Regions from separate parts of the Homo sapiens genome. Here region 1 is linked to region 2. A link is an interaction called in ENCODE POLR2A ChIA-PET data of the cell type or tissue named here. Cell type or tissue: MCF 10A. All regions are shown on one strand.

Region 1 (8,000 bases), 81 kb after region 2:
ACATTGATTGGCCCAATACAGTTAACCAGGCAGAAGCCTTCTTTTTAAGAACTAAAACGTTGGCCAGGCGTGGTGGCTCACGCTTGTAATCCCAGCACTTTGGGAGGCCGAGGCGGGTGTATCACTTGAGGTCAGGAGTTCAAGACCAGCCTGGCCAATGTGGTGAAACCCTGTCTCTATTAAAAATACAAAAATTAGCCTGGCGTGGTGGCACATGCCTGTAGTCTCAGCTACTCAGGAGCCTGAGGCAGGAGAATCACTTGAATCCAGGAGGCAGAGGTTGCAGTGAGCTGAGATCGTGCCACTGCACTCTAGCCTGGGCAACAGAGCAAGGCTCTGTCTCAAAAAAATAAAAATAAAAATAAAAAAAGAACTAAAACATTATGTTCTCATAAGGTATAGGAAAAACTCTGTGCATAAGAGGCCCCATCTGTACCACTGTACCATAATGGTACAGTGTCCTTGTCACAATGAGATTCCCATTATATGAGACTTGTGTGTAAATATGAAAGATCAGCATTTAACATACTGAAGCAAGGGGAAGGTTAGCATTCAGCAAATGTGACTTTAAAAGCCAAGTGCAAATTTAAAAGACAGTCCACAAACTTTGGTTCATGAATCTCCGTCTGTTTACCTTCTTATCTCAATAAGATCATTTTCACTGGCGAAACTTACAGTTTTTGTCATGTTTACAGTGGAAGCTCTTGCTTCCATTAATGCCCATGAAGGTTTTCTTCCTGGTAGTATGTGTTTTCCTTCATGTGAGTGTTTTCTTTCAGGAATTGAAGTATGGAGATGGAATACAACTGACTCGGAGTCGAGAATTGGATGAGTGTTTTGCCCAGGCCAATGACCAAATGGAAATCCTCGACAGCTTGATCAGAGAGATGCGGCAGATGGGCCAGCCCTGTGATGCTTACCAGAAAAGGTATTGTCCACAGAGCATGGATCGGGCAGTCCCCATGAAAAAGAACACCACATAACCAGTTACACTCAATTCCATGACCCAGGGCTTCCTTTGAAGGCAGCACAAATGTTCCCAAGGAAAGGTTTGCTTACTTGGTATTTTGCAACTTTATTATGTATCTCTAATACAAAGTGACCATTTCATTATAGGTGTTAACTGTACCTCCCTTTAGAGGACAGAAAGCCCTTTGGCATGGCATTTGACTTTTTTTTTTTTTTTTTTTTTTTTTGAGACAGGGTCTCGCTCTGTCACCCAGGCTGGAGTGCAGTGGCACAAATGTGGCTCGCCGCAGCCTCAACCTCCTGGGCTCAAGCAATCCTCCCACTTCAGCCTATCAAGTAGTTGGGCTATCGGCATGTGCCATACCTAGCAAATTAAAAAAAAATTTTTTGTGGAGACAGGGTTTTGCCATGTTGCTTAGGCTGATCTCGAAGTCCTAGGCTCAAGCAATCCTCCGTCTTGTGCTTCCCAAAGTGCTGGGATTACAGGTGTGAATCACTTAAGGGTCTAATATCAAGTCAAGCTTAGTTTAATAAATATAAAAATGAGACCCTTAGAGTTGGAAACAAAGACTATAAGGCAGAAAAATGTAGTCTGAATTTGTTCTACTACTACCTGGGGCCCAGGGTACTAGGAAAACTCCCAGGACAAAACGCAAGAGAAAATGAAAGTTGCTCCCAGGTTAGGCAAAGGCAGTGACGCTTTCTATGCTGTTACGCACTTTGAACCTCTTCCTAAGATTTAATTTTTTGTATGTGATTAAGACTTAAGTCCTGGGGTAAAGAAAAAAAAATCTTCAAATACCATAAAACATTTGTAGCTTCTCTATTGACACAAAAGACTCAGAAAAGGGGAAATTTGCCCAGAACGGGTTTTCATAGGCTGTTTTCCTGCAGTGGTTTAAAGGTTTTTTTCTTTGCAGGCTTCTTCAGCTCCAAGAGCAAATGCGAGCCCTTTATAAAGCCATCAGTGTCCCTCGAGTCCGCAGGGCCAGCTCCAAGGGTGGTGGAGGCTACACTTGTCAGAGTGGCTCTGGCTGGGATGAGTTCACCAAACATGTCACCAGTGAATGTTTGGGGTGGATGAGGCAGCAAAGGGTAAGCAGCTTCTTGAACAGCCCAAACCTGTGCAGGCCAGACGTTCCAGCACGATGGGGTCAGCCCATGTGTTTGTGTGACAAAGAGTCTTCTAGACCTCAGGTGGCGGCAGCAGCTTGCTGTTTGCAGGATTTTCCTCCTATACAATTTGAAAAGTGGTCTTCTATTTTGGAATGAATGAGATTTCAGTGTGGCTTGGGGAATCAGCCTCATTGCTTTATAGTCATCCTTTATCACACAGGTCATATTTAACATGTGTAATTTAGTTAGTAGACTTTGAATATCCAGTTCTTATATTGACCACCGGAAAGATCTGTTGTGGGAGTTTATGTGCTAAATAACTTCATTGTTCTATGTGAGTGGCAACTGACCTCATCTGTTTTACTCATAGGTACTTGAAAAAAAGCCCATTGTGGCAGTTCATTTAAAATGGTCATAGATTGGAGGAGCTGGAAACAGTGAAACTAGCCATTCTGGTTTAGGCTCATTGGTTGCTTACCTTAGACTTTTGAAGTCTCAGTTGTCTCATTGTGCAACCATCACGTCACCAGTGTGGGAGTGAAGCAAAATAATGTTGGAAGGATATGCTGATCCTTTCCCTAGAACTGGAGTTTCTGCAAAGTATTTTTCAAGACTAATGATTGTTGTGTTGTTTCATGTAGTCATTATGTCCTATAATGAACAGGTGGTGGTAGAAATATGCCACAATCATGTAGATGGGAATTTTATAATGAAAACCTACTCCTAACCCTTCCCTTGAGAATGTGGATGTGTTAGAGTGATAAGTTGTGGAGAGATTGTTATGCAATTTAGATGTGGTTGTAAGAAAGCTTGGTTTGATTAGTTGTTAGACTAATTCAGCAGTGGTTCTAAAATTTCTCAACTCCTTTAAAATTTTTGTGTATTCTTTCCTAAGTAGTGAGGACTTCAGTGACTAAACATTTATTCATTCATTCAGTTACCTTTTTCTCCCATTTATTATAAAGAATATAAGCTATTACAGAAGGTAAGGCTTAGAAAGAACAAAAGTCAGTTAAAATATCAGAAACCTAAATACAAATCTATTTGTATGTTTTTCAAATTTCCTTCTAATCTTCGAGCACATTTCTTGAGGATTTTATATGTAGTGCCACCCAAGGGTACAAAGATTATGGTCCCTAGTCCTGAAAATGAATGTTATCGAAGAAAACAAGATGCATACGCTCAAATGCCAAATTTCTGTCTAGATCAGCTATAATACATTCTTGCTTAGTTAGAGGGGAGGGTGGCCAGCTCCTGTGGAGTGGAACAGTCACAGGAAGACATAGCGGAGCTGATGGGGCTTAACTACATCTTAAGGATCCACAATGATGGGCAAAACAGCCTTCCAATCAAATTAGTTTGAAATGTCATATCTCCTAAAGTTTTCTTAGTATGACAGTTATAAAAAAAGACAGCCTGTAATTTGTCATTTTTTTGTATTTATGTTGGGTGTAGCTTAAGAATGTAGTAAATGCTCAATGTCTTTAAATTTTGGAAAAGTATTACCACATGAATTCAGTTTTATGTCATTTTCTTTTTTTTTTTTTTGAGAGGGAGTCTCACTCTGTTGCCCAGGCAGGAGTGCAGTGGCATGATCTCGTCTCACTGCAACCTCTATCTCCCGGGTTCAAGCAATTCTCCTGCTTCAGCCTGCCGAGTATCTGGGACTACAGGCGTGTGCCACCATGGCAAGCTGATTTTTTGCATTTTTAGTAGAGACGGGGGTTTTGCCATATTGGTCAGGCTGATCTCGAACTCCTGACCTTGTGATCCGCCCGCCTTGGCCTCCCAAAGTATTGGGTTTACAGGTGTGAGCCACCACGCCCAGCCAGTTTTATGTCGTTTTCTAACAGAAGCAATTGATAAGCGATGCTTTCCGGGTTAGGCACGCAGCCCTCATGGTTGCAAACAAACTAAAAGCTGTTTGATTGCTTACTGCAGGTTCGCTCTGGGATTTGCTGTGGCTCCTTTCCTCTTATCGCTTGTTCCCCTGCATGCTTTACCTCATTCCCAGGAGACTGAGCTGCAGGGCCCAGCTGATAAGGGAACTGTTGCCCCAGCAGCCAGTCAGGAGGCAGGCACTCCTGAGCCAGGTTTTTGTTTTGTTTTCCCGATTTGTGTTTGCCGATGGACAGGTCAGATACGATACACCTGGCTGGTAATGAGACGCCTGAGCTGGAGCCTGGTCACGTTGCTAATGTCCCACTGCACGCACCTGGCTGTCTCTGGTTTAAAGCCGAGACAGCTGTGGGAGAGAAGGGTCAAAGTCCCGGGTAACCTTCTGTTGTCTGACTCTGAAATGGCTCCCCTTTCTGAAGCCTTGCCAAGTGTATTAGAACATGGATGTGGCTTAGAACAATGTGTTTTATGTTCTTGCTGCAATCCCAGATTGGAATGTTTGCCCTTGGCATGTCCAAGAGATGACACAGGTGATTTGGAAATTTACATGTACTCATGCAAAAGAAGGGTGAGATAATGGACTTGCCCCAGTGTGGAACTGGCGGAACAGTGTGTGTGATTCTTATTGTGAAACATTCTTAAATTTGAGGCTCAAATAATAAATTTAGTCAGATTTAATTTTTTAAAAAAGGTAACTTAAGTCCACAATCCTAATATTGCCAACACTCATGGAAATTGAATCCTTGAGTAGATATAGTGACTTCCCTTTGAAGTGGCCCATAGGGAGTTTTGCATCCTAAAAGGGAATGGTATATCCTGGATTTTAAAAAGCCAATAATTACATCCATCAAGACAATATAAAGAAATAAACAATGAAAGATGCTTTTAGGTTGACTATTTAGTTTGGGGAACAGTGTATGATTGCATTTATTTAATGATTTTTTTATGCACATTTAAGAATGATTAAATGAGTATTTTATAACATATCATACATATATATGCACACATATGTTCTGTGCACATGCTTGCTTGCCTGTGCACAGGTAGATTTGGTTTTTTTTTTTTTTCAGAAGACATGATCTTGGTTTTCAGGTTCCCATTTCTAAATTTCCTTCTCTGCCCATCTTGAGCTGGGGTCAAGCAAGTTGAGGGAAGTATTTGGCAACCCTGCATTAGCCATTTGGGAACCTTTAAAAAATATTCTGGCTTCAAAAATACTCCATATTTACATCTTTGGTTCTATCTGAAGTAAAGCCGTGATGGTGTGCGTAAGTGAAACAGGTGCAAAGGGGCAACAACAAAGGGCGCCTCTCTTTGTCTTTGTGTCGCAGGCGGAGATGGACATGGTGGCCTGGGGTGTGGACCTGGCCTCAGTGGAGCAGCACATTAACAGCCACCGGGGCATCCACAACTCCATCGGCGACTATCGCTGGCAGCTGGACAAAATCAAAGCCGACCTGGTACTTGTCTGTGTTTCATTTTAGAGTCTTCAAAATATCTACCGAAGGATCGTGTAATTACTCAATCCCAGGGAGTTTCTTCTGAAACATTGCTATTATTTCTTTCCCAGAAGACTGGAAATGTTTAGAAATCCCACTTCTTAAATGGGGAAGTGGAATCAGTAGCCCTATTAGAGATTATGTTAACACTTGAAGAGGAGTTAAACCAGAGGCTGAGGTTGTGCAAACACTCATTTGCAGTTTGTGAATAAGTCTCTTTAGGGGTGGCAGTTTGTTTCTGCGGTAAGCAGAACATCTTTTTGAATAGGGGAAATGCAACAGTCTTATACAGTAGTTTGTGTCATTGGTGAATCCTTTCCTAGGTGGTAATTAAAACATTATTTCTACTGAGCAAAGCCATATGTCATCCCGACACCCGCTCCCATGCTGAAAAAAGTCAGACTTGAAACTGGGTTGAGAATTACAGCATAAAATCATAACTGATCTTAAGTGCTTAGTTTCCCGCAGGTCTCTACACTTGTAAATCACTAAACTTTTTTTTTTTTTTTTTACCTGAGACCATAGCTTCTCATCCTCATTTCTTCTTCTGGCTTTTTGGGGCTTACTTTTGTCCACCTGAGCCCCTGACCAACTTTCTCCTTCATTTCTCTAAGACCTAGGGAATCCTAAATGATGTCTTTAAACTTTAAGACAATTTTCTAACACGTGAGTCTTTAAGTGACCCTGATCTGGGCTTTCCTTTGTGGAGACGGTGCTGCCAGGCCAGCAAGGGTTTGCTTTCCAACCGCCTAGGAAAAAGTCCCCATGGGTGAAATATCTCATAGAGCTAGTAATTCTTTCTTTCTATGGAGGGATCTGAGGCCAGTATCTGAAGAAAAGGAGGCTTAGAAGGGCCACTCTTTTCTATACAATCCACAAGGGGATTTATATCTACCTGCTTTTTGTTGTCTTCTAGCGCGAGAAATCTGCGATCTACCAGTTGGAGGAGGAGTATGAAAACCTGCTGGTAAGCTGATTTATTTCTCAAGTGCATCGACTTTCTGTTGTTTCCAATTCAATTCAGTTCAAGAAATATCAAGCACATCCTGGCGGGGAGGCACCTGTTCATCGATGCTAATGTTGTTGCTGCTGCTGAGTTTCCTTTAGAAGTGAATTTTAAAAGTTGTTTTCTTTTCTTTTTTTCTTTTAAGTAGAGACAGGGTTTCACCATGTTCACCATGTTAACCAGGGTGGTCTCAAACTCCTGACCTCAAGTGATCCGCCCGCCTTGGCCTTCCAAAGTGCTGGGATTACAGGCGTGAGCCACTGCGCCCGGCCTAAAAGTTGTTTTCAGAAGTCAGTCCCTACTGCTGTTCTGTTTTCAAGTTGTGTCACATAAATGGCACTTGTTAAGTACTTGCAGTTGAAGCAAGAAAACGTTGCCACTTGTGAATTGTGGTCTTTTTTACGAAGTGTAAGCAAAAATAAAAGTTATTTTTCTCAAGATAGAGGTCTACCAGATCGTCATCACAATTTTATGACACTCAGTCATATCAGTTACTTGATTCATAAGAGGAGAGATTTCCATTCTTTTGCCTATTTGTGTCATCATATCTTTACTTTTTAATGTTTCCTTGTTGGCAATGATACTTTTTAAATAATGTCACTCGTGGTGACACAGTGATTTTCCTATTGGGCTGGGGTGTGACTTATGGCACTTTGAATTTTTGGGGAGAAGGTAGGAAAAGCTTGATTTCTCTAACAGTCCATTTTCCCCCTTATAGTCCAAAACTAATTATTGATGGGTACAAAAATACAGTTAGATAGAAGGAGTAAGTTCTAATATTTGATAGTACAATAGGGATATTATAGTTAATGATAATTTATTGTATATTTCAAAATAGCTTGAAGAAAATATTTGTAATGTTCCCAACACACAGAAAAGATAAATGTTCGAGGTGATGGATATCCCACTTATCCTGATTTGATCATTATACATTGTATACATGTGTCCAGATATCATGTGTACCCCCAAATATGTACAACTATATCAGTAAAAAATACCAAAAAAAGACCTTATTTAGAAGAATAAAAAAAATTTAAGGCCAGGTGTGGTGGCTCACGCCCATAATTCCAGCACTTTGGGGGGCCGAGGTGGGCGGATCATCTGAGGTTGGGAGTTCGAGACCAGCCTGGCCAACTGGTGAAACCCCGTCTCTACTAAAAATACAAAAATTAGCAGGACGTGGTGGTGCATGTCTGTAATCCCACCTACTCGGGAAGCTGAGGCAGGAGAATCGCTTAAACCCGGGAGGGGGAGGTTGCAGTGAACCGAGATCGCTCATGCCACTGCACTCCAGCCTGGGAGACGAGAGCGACAGTCCGTCTCAAAAAAAAAAAAGTTGCTGCCTTCTTGTTCATTGCAGATTTGGATGGGTCTTTTCCCATACCAGGTGGTCAGTGAATGCACAAGGTTAACATTTTTCCTATCCGTGTGATTTTTTTTTTAAAGGGACCACAGGTTTAATCTTTAAACCTGCAGAGAACACCAGTCACTGCATATTGTTATTTTAATGC
Region 2 (8,000 bases):
TGAACCATTAGCTAGATTTGGGGTTACAGAAGGGCATGAAGACTCGCAGGTGTCTGACTTGGATACCATAAAACAAGAGGAAGAGAGGTTGGGAAGGAAGATCTAAATTTTATTTTGGACCTGTTGCTTTTGAGGGACATTCAAGTGGAGCTATTCAGTAGGTGCTTGCATATACATTCCACGTGGAGATGGAATAGAGTTATTGGCATGTAGGACCTACACAGTGCAGAAATCATAGGAGTGGATGAGACCAGGTAGGCAAGTCTGCAGGGTGAGAAGAGAGCTGTGGATGGAAACTCAGGGGATTCCAACATTTAAGGTTCAGGCAGAGGAAGAGGGCTCTGCAAAAGAGGCTGGGAAGGGGCAGTTAGAGGTACGAGGAAGACTCAGAGCAAGAAGTCATGCACTCTAAAGATCTCCAAAGAATAGGACAAGGTCAAGTGTGTCAAATGCCTTGGAGAGCTTAGGCGAGATAAGGATTGAGAAGTGGCCATAGAGTTTGGCAAGAATTGTTTCAGTAGAGAGATGAGGGTGGGAGTGGGCAGCCTGCAGTAGGTGGAGGAGCCGTGGGAGGTGGGGAAGACTTCAAAGTCAGTGAAGTGAGGAGGCAAATACCATGCTTGATGGTAGAGCAGTGTCCAAGCCAGCCAGGGGTGGGTCGCTGGAAAGACAGACTGAGTCCGTGGCTGCAGGAGGAGAATGCTAGTAGTTAAAAAGTTGAGACCCAACTAGGGGAACAGAAATGTTTAGGGGTTAAAGACCAGTGATTCTGGCTAGTAAAGGATCCTGAACCACCAAGCGCATTCATTACTGTTGCCCTTATTAATCTTAAGCATTGATTATATTCACCCAGACAGGAAGCAAGAGTTCTGTAAGTTCTGTTTAAGTGACCAGTGAACATGAATTATTGAGCACTTGCCATGGGCCATGTACTGGAGTTACAAATATAAATAGGTGCCTGCTCTTGAGTATCTCATATCCTTTGAAATACCTGCATTGAAAAAGGCAGAGTAAAACTGGATTGATTTCCAAAGCATCAAAAACAGTAAGAAATGTAGATTTTAATAAAATCTCACTTGTTTTTTTTGTTATATTGGGTTCAGAGAAAAACGAATCTCATGAAGTTTTGCCTTTACAATTCACATTCCCAAGGTCTGAGGGGTCAAACAGAAATGAAGGCAAACTCAAATCTAGAGTTCTGTGAGAGTGGCATTTGGGTCAGGGTGGATGGAGAAATAGACCACAAGGCAGGGATAGGAAAACTCGGGCTGGTAGGGCTGTTGGGACAAGCTCGAGACCAAGTTTACATGGCTTTATGCTAGATAGATATGGATTACAAATGGGAAAACTGCTTTTGGTTTATTTGTTGTATACCTTTTGGAGAAAAAAAGTGATTCTACATAAAAATACCAAAGGGGCCGGGCATAGTGGCTCACGCCTGTAATCCCAGCACTTTGGGAGGCTGAAGCGGGCAGATAACGAAGTCAAGAGATCGAGACCATTCTGGCCAACATGGTGAAAGCCAGTCTCTACTTAAAATACAAAAATTAGCTGGGCATGGTGGCGCACGGCTGTAGTCCCAGCTACTCTGGTTGCTGAGGGAGGAGAATCACTTGAACCCAGGAGGCAGAGGTTGTAGTGCGCCGAGGTCACGCCACTGCACCATCAGCCTGGTGACAGAGCAAGACTCTGTCTCAAAAAAAAAAAAAAAAAAATACTAGAGGGAAATAAACTACAAGTGTTAACAGTGATTACCTTTTGGTGGAGGGATTAGGAGTGATTTGATTTTCTTCATAACTTTTCATATTTTAAATATTTGTGATGAATAATACTAATTCTATAATCTGAGAAAAGATGCTATTTTTAGAATGCAAAAAAAAAAAATATATATCGAAAAGAGGCAGGATGCCGGGAGTGGTGGCTCATGCCTGTAATCCCAGCACTTTGGGAGGACAAGGCAGGAGGAGTGCCTCGGCCCAGGAGTTACAGACCAGCCTGGACAACACAGCAAGACCTTGTCTCTACGAAATACAAAAAAATTAGCTGGGCATGGTGGCGTGCACCTGTGGTCCCAGCTACTCCGGAGGCTGAGGTGGGAAGATCACTTGAGCCCAGGAGTTTGAGGTTATAGAGAGCTGTGTTTGAGCCACGGCACTCCAGTCTGGGCAACAGACGACTGAAAAAGAGAGAGAGACAGAAAGAGGGGCAGGTTTGTGTTCCAGTGCAGTGACCAAAATGACCAAAATGAAAACAAACAAACAAAAAAAGATACTGGGTGATAACATCGCTTCATCAAAAACAAAAAATGTAGAAGATTATACTGGTAGGAGCAATATTCAGAAATAACACTGAAGACCTAAAAATCACATGCCATGCTTAACCTTGTCACAAACTAGGGGTGGTCCTAGGCATTTTCTTTAATGTATTTATTAATATATAAAATCTAGTAATAATCAATCTGAAAGAAATGGTGTGATTGTGAGTCAGCCCTGCACACATTGCCCCTAGAAGAGGAAAATGACTTGCCCAGGTTTGTACAGTTATTATCTGCATTTTTCTGATCATGTGATATTAATTTTCTCTTGAAACTTGAAATTATGAGGTAGAAAGTGCACTGTGAGAACAAATGTTGAGTTATGGCTGCCGGAGCTCCAAAAAATTGAGTTATAATTCTTTTTTTTTGAGACAAAGTTTCACTCTTTTTGCCCAGGCTGGCTGAAGTGCAATGACATGACCTCGGCTCACTGGAACCTCCGCCTCCCGGGTTCAAGTGATTCTCCTGCCTCAGCCTCCCAAGTTGCTGGGACTATAGGCGCCCACCACTATGCCCAGCTAATTTTGTATTTTTAATAGAGACAGTGTTTCACCATGTTGGCCAGGCTGGTCTCGAACTCCCGACCTCAGGTGATTCGCCGGCCTTGGCCTCCCAAAGTGCTGGGATTACAGGCCTGAGCCACCGCACCTGGCTGAGTTATAATTCTTAATTGTGACATTTTTATTGATGAAAAGAAAATGATTTGATGCCTCTGATAAGAGACTGATATATTCTAAAATAAAGGCTCATTACTAACTGAAATAGAGTTTTTAAAGTTTAATTTGGTAGGAGGGAAGTAATCTCTTAAAAGATATGGCTGGCTATTCTTAAATTCAATTTTAATGAGTATTTGTGGGTAACGAGATAGATGGAAATGTGTTTTGGGAATGTATTCTCATTTTCAATACGATTCCCTTTTATTGATCTCATGGGAAGAGGGCCTGCTTTCCCTTGTATGAAATTTCTAGACAAAAGAGACCGGGTGCTGTGGCTCACACCTGTAATCCCAGCACTTTGGGAGGCCAAGACAGGTGGATCACCAGGTCAGGAGATCGAGACCATCCTGGCTAACACTGTGAAACTCCGTCTCTTATACAAAAAAATTAGCCGGGCGTGGTGGCGGGCGCCTGTAGTCCCAGCTACTCGGGAGGCTGAGGCAGGAGAATGGCGTGAACCCGGGAGGCGGAGCCTGCAGTGAGCTGAGATCGCGCCGCTGCACTCCAGCCTGGCAAGAGAGCTAGACTCTGTATCAAAAAAAAAAAAAAAAAAAAAAGAATAAAGTGTCCGTCCTGCAAGTTGCTGCCAGTGCAGGCAGGTCAGGGAGTCTGCTGCCGCTGGTAGGGAAGACAAGCTTGCAGCTTTCCACACCCATTCCTGAATTGCGAGAAGGGAAACTTACCCAGAAGCTGGAAGGAATCCAGAAAACATGAGCAAACCCACAGCTTCTCCGTTGATAGAAAGGCGTGTCCACTCATTTCTTACGTCTACTGAAGCCTTGAGAAGATTAATTGAGGGTTTGCCTGCCTCGGAGGCATTTCACCTGGGCAGGCTGTGTCCTGATCAGCAATGTTCTAGGCTGTCAGGACAGACACACACTTAGGCACTACGTGTGTGAAATCTCAAAACCGCAGCTGCTGACCTAGGATTTTGTAGACACTCTCCGCTCTTTAGGGCCAGAGAGCCCCAGCAGTGAAAAGCCCAAGGAAGGTCTTGTTTTCCTTGTCATGTCTTTCAAATAAATTAGGGAGAATGAGCACAGCTAAATTTGAGAAATTATTGGCACAGCCGTCAATTAAATCCTTCAGATAGAAAACACATTTTTCTTTTCTTTTCTTTTCTTTTTTTTTTTGCTGTGTTTATTTTCCAAACAATTTTATTGAAATGTGCCAAGAGTACATGGGCAGCACAAATGTATGAACAGGAAAAAAAAAAATCACATGTACAATAATTTTTTTTTTTTTTTTTTTTGAGATGGAGTCTCGCTCTTGTTACTCAGGCTGGGATGCAGTGGCACGATCTTGGCTCACTGCAACCTCCGTCTCCCGGGTTCAAGCGATTCTCCTGCCTCAGCCTTCTGAGTAGCTGGGACTATAGGCGCCCGCCACCACACGCGGCTAATTTTTTGTATTTTTAGTAGAGACGGGGTTTCACCGTGTTAGCTAGGATGGTCTCCATCTCCTGACCTTGTGATCCGCCCACCTCGGCCTCCCAAAGTGCTGGGATTACAGGCGTGAGCCACCGCGCCCGGCCCACAATAATTTTTTAAAAGTGAAGAAGTGAAGGTTAATCTTGGGACAGATCAGGTCCCCTCTCGCTCCCCCTGCAGACTTCCAGCGTTTCCATTAAGGTTAAGCCTCTACAAACCTAGCTTTCAAAAAAAAAACAAAAACAAAAAAAACAAAAAAAAAAAAAAAACGAAAAATGGCATAAAGGGAAGAGAAATGACTTCCTGCTCTGATGGGACTCTTCCTAGCCACCTAATTAGGAGGCATGCTGAGCGGTGGAGAAACACAGCTTCAGAGTGTAAGGTATGGACCACTTGGGTTTTTCATCTGGTAATGGTTCAGGAAGCCCCGAGCCTCCAGGGCATCGCTCTTGGATTCCCACTCCAGCAGTCCAGAAGAGCTGCGCTCACTTTTGCCTGAGAATACTTTCACAGAAGATGGCCGCTTCACGCCCAGCTCATCTCAGATCTCAAAGAAGTTGTCAGTCACCTCCAGCGGGGCGTTGAAGAGGTGCAGCACGTTGCTGGGGTGCTGGATGCGGTTCTTCCCTGCCCGCTCCAGCGAGGGGAACCGATTGTTCGGGATTCACTGAAGTCTCTGTAACTGCAAGACGTGACTTCCAACCCGCATGACTGACAGGGCATGATGGCTGGCTGCTTGGAGACAGACATTCAGCTTCTGCCCAAACATGAAGTTGTTGCTGAGGTGGGTAGTGGCCCGGTCCACAGTGTAGCCGTCAGCCATCTCCACCATGGCGGTCCCCGGCTTGCTTTTCATGACTTTCACCTTCTCCACATTGCTATACAAGCAGAAGACATTGAAGACTTGGTCACAGTTCATCTTAGACTGATCCAAACTGTAGACCATGAGGACAGGGCTGTCGGGGTGAGGGCCATGCTCGGGTGGTGGGGAGGGGGTGGGGGGTGCCCATACTAGGGGCCGTTGCGACTTGGGCCCCAAGGGTGACTCCCCCTCACTGGTGGACCCGTCCTTCTCCCTTCGTAGTGAGGTCGCGGGCTGGGGGGCCATAGCCCTCATCATGGCAATGGGTGTGATACCCACGGTGGGGCCCTCCATATTCTGTGGGGTGATCTCCCAGGAGAGGGGGCTGCCTCTGGCGTTTGTTGGGGTTGCTGCCAGGGTCACCTTGTCCACTGAGATTGGGGTTTGTGTAGTCCCAAGTATCCTGATCATTCTTGAACACATTCAAGCGTGTAGGCTTCGTGTATTTGATCTTCAGAGTGCAACAGCCGGAATAGATTTCAGCCCCATTGAGTGAGGCCTTGGCCCACTGGGCACTTTGAACACAGTCAAATTCCACCATGGCCTGAACTCCATTCTTCCGGAAAATGGCAATTCTCTGGACAGGGCCACAAGGATTACCGATAGTGTAAAGAACATCCGTGGTGATCGAATAGATGGGGTTCAGGATGGTAAAGAGAAGCACACTGTTCACGCTCCGGATCATCCGAGTTCCCGGGGCGGGAGATCTTCTGGCTGGTAGAGTAGTTGACAAAAGCTGGGTGACCGGCAATATGTATTTGGTTGTCGGCTGTGTAGTTCACTGCGTTGCAAGCCTCTAGCACATCTTCAAACTCCACCAGTGCTTGTCTCTTTTTAGACATTACCATCACATAGCTGATGAGTCCAAACTCCTGCAAGGCCTCCACAATGTCAGCTTCCACCACACCATCAATTAGGCCCCTGATGTGGACAACTGGGGAGGCAGAGGTTTTGTGTGGGTCATCACAGTTCTCCTTAGAGATTAGGCTTCCATCAGATGGAATTCCCCACTCTAGAGGACAAGGCCTCTGCCCACCCGTTTCTGCTCCCTCAACCGCCCACGAGGCAGGGCAGGAGACACATTTTTCTTTTATAAAATCTGAGTTGAGAGCCCATCTAAGATTTTTCAGTACCTTTTGGAGTCAATTTAAAAATCCCACTGCAAGCCAGGTGCGGTGGCTTATACCTGTAATCCCAGCACGTTGGGAGGCCAAGGCGGGCAGATCACCTGAGGTCAGGAGTTCAAGACCAGCCTGGCCAACATGGCCTTGGCCAGCCACAGCCAACCCCGTCTCTGCTAAAAATACAAAAAATTAGCCAGGCAAAGTGGCACGCGCTTGTAATCCCAGTTTCTAGGGAGGCTGAGGCGGGAGAATCGCTCGAACCCGGGAAATGGAGGTTGCAGTGAGCTGAGATCGTGCCATTACACTCCAACGTGGGCAACAGAGCGCAACTTCAACTCAAAAAAAAAAAAAATCCCACTGCAGGTATCTATCAGGGTAATGTGGTAGAGTTTCTTCCAAGGGACTCAGAGCTTGACAAATCTGGTCATAGTGAGAAAAACATTGGTAAAGTTGTCCAAAAGAGCAGACAAGGTCATTCAAGGTATTTGATCCACTTTTAGGAGTTAAAGCAAAGAGCTAATTATTCAGGATTAAAAAAAGATTTTTAGCATTACTGTAGATACTCTTTTGTGTAAAGCGTAAGATAAGGACCACACTTTTTATTTTTTTTGGCGTGGCATCTTTCTTGAGTATCGATTGATCTTCAATGGAAGGGCTTATTTTGGGATGTTTTATTCTATTCCACTGGCCCATAACATAAGTCTATGCTTAGGCCAATACAAAATTGTCTTGATTACAGTAGCTTTACTCATATAGTAAGTTTTGAAATCGGGTAGTTTAAGTTCAACTTTATTTTTCAAAATTGTTTGGCTTAAGGTTTTTTTGCATTTCTATATAACTTTTAGGGTCACCTTATCAAATTCTATTTTTAAAGCCTGATGATATTTGATAGGGATGCATAGAATCTATAGATCAATTCAGGAAAAACTGTCCTCTACAATATTGAGTTTTTTGATCAATGTTCATGGTACGTCTCTCCATTTACTCAGCTCTTCAGATAAATATCTCAGTAATGTTTTGTGGTTTTTAGTGTATAGTTATTGCACTTTCTTTGTTAAATTTATTCTCAAGTATTTTATTCTCTTTGATACTATTGTGAATAAAATTTTTTTTAATTTCATCTTACTATATTGAAATACAATTAATTTTCATGTACTGAACTTGAGTCCTGTGACCTTGCTGATCTGGTTGATTAATGCCAGTAATTTTTTTGTAGATTCTTTGGGATTGTCTACATACAGAATCATGTTGTCTTTGAATAAATACACAACCTTTATACCTCCTTCCTAATCTATATATGTTTTATTTGTTTTTCTTGCATTATTTCATTGGCCAGAGCCCCAAGTACAGTAAGTCCTCCCTTAAGACCATTGATAGGTTCTTAGAAACTGTGACTTTAAGCAAAAAGACATTTTGTTCAATCAAAGTATTTTTTTCTTTTTTTTTTTTTTTGGCTGGGATTATAGGTGCATGCCACCATGCCTGGCTATTTTTATTTTTTGTGGAGACAGGGTCTTGCATTGTTGCCCAGTCTGGTCTTGAACTTCTGGGCTC

Evidence for each region. ChIA-PET counts read pairs that join two places held together with the same protein. Peaks named below come from ENCODE experiments on the same cell type or tissue, not always from the same donor. Only the 100,000 strongest peaks of a DNase experiment are listed, where the experiment ranks them.
Region 1: POLR2A ChIA-PET joins it to region 2 with 20 read pairs; 5 of 35 experiments call an interaction of 5 or more read pairs at or near these places.

The regions. Positions count from the first base shown.
Region 1 is chr6:7,557,337-7,565,336 of GRCh38, forward strand. It overlaps DSP (desmoplakin), which reads left to right. Exons shown (of 24, transcript NM_004415.4): 3 at 780-928; 4 at 1,890-2,064; 5 at 5,316-5,444; 6 at 6,400-6,450. Among named protein-coding and RNA genes, the nearest start is that of DSP-AS1, 18 kb to the left of the region's middle. RefSeq lists an enhancer at 3,591-5,166. In MCF 10A, no CTCF peak of the experiment used is centred here; DNase peaks (open chromatin) are centred at 2,585 and 4,435.
Region 2 is chr6:7,476,299-7,484,298 of GRCh38, forward strand. It overlaps the pseudogene HNRNPLP1. Among named protein-coding and RNA genes, the nearest start is that of DSP, 61 kb to the right of the region's middle. In MCF 10A, no CTCF peak of the experiment used is centred here; a DNase peak (open chromatin) is centred at 3,773.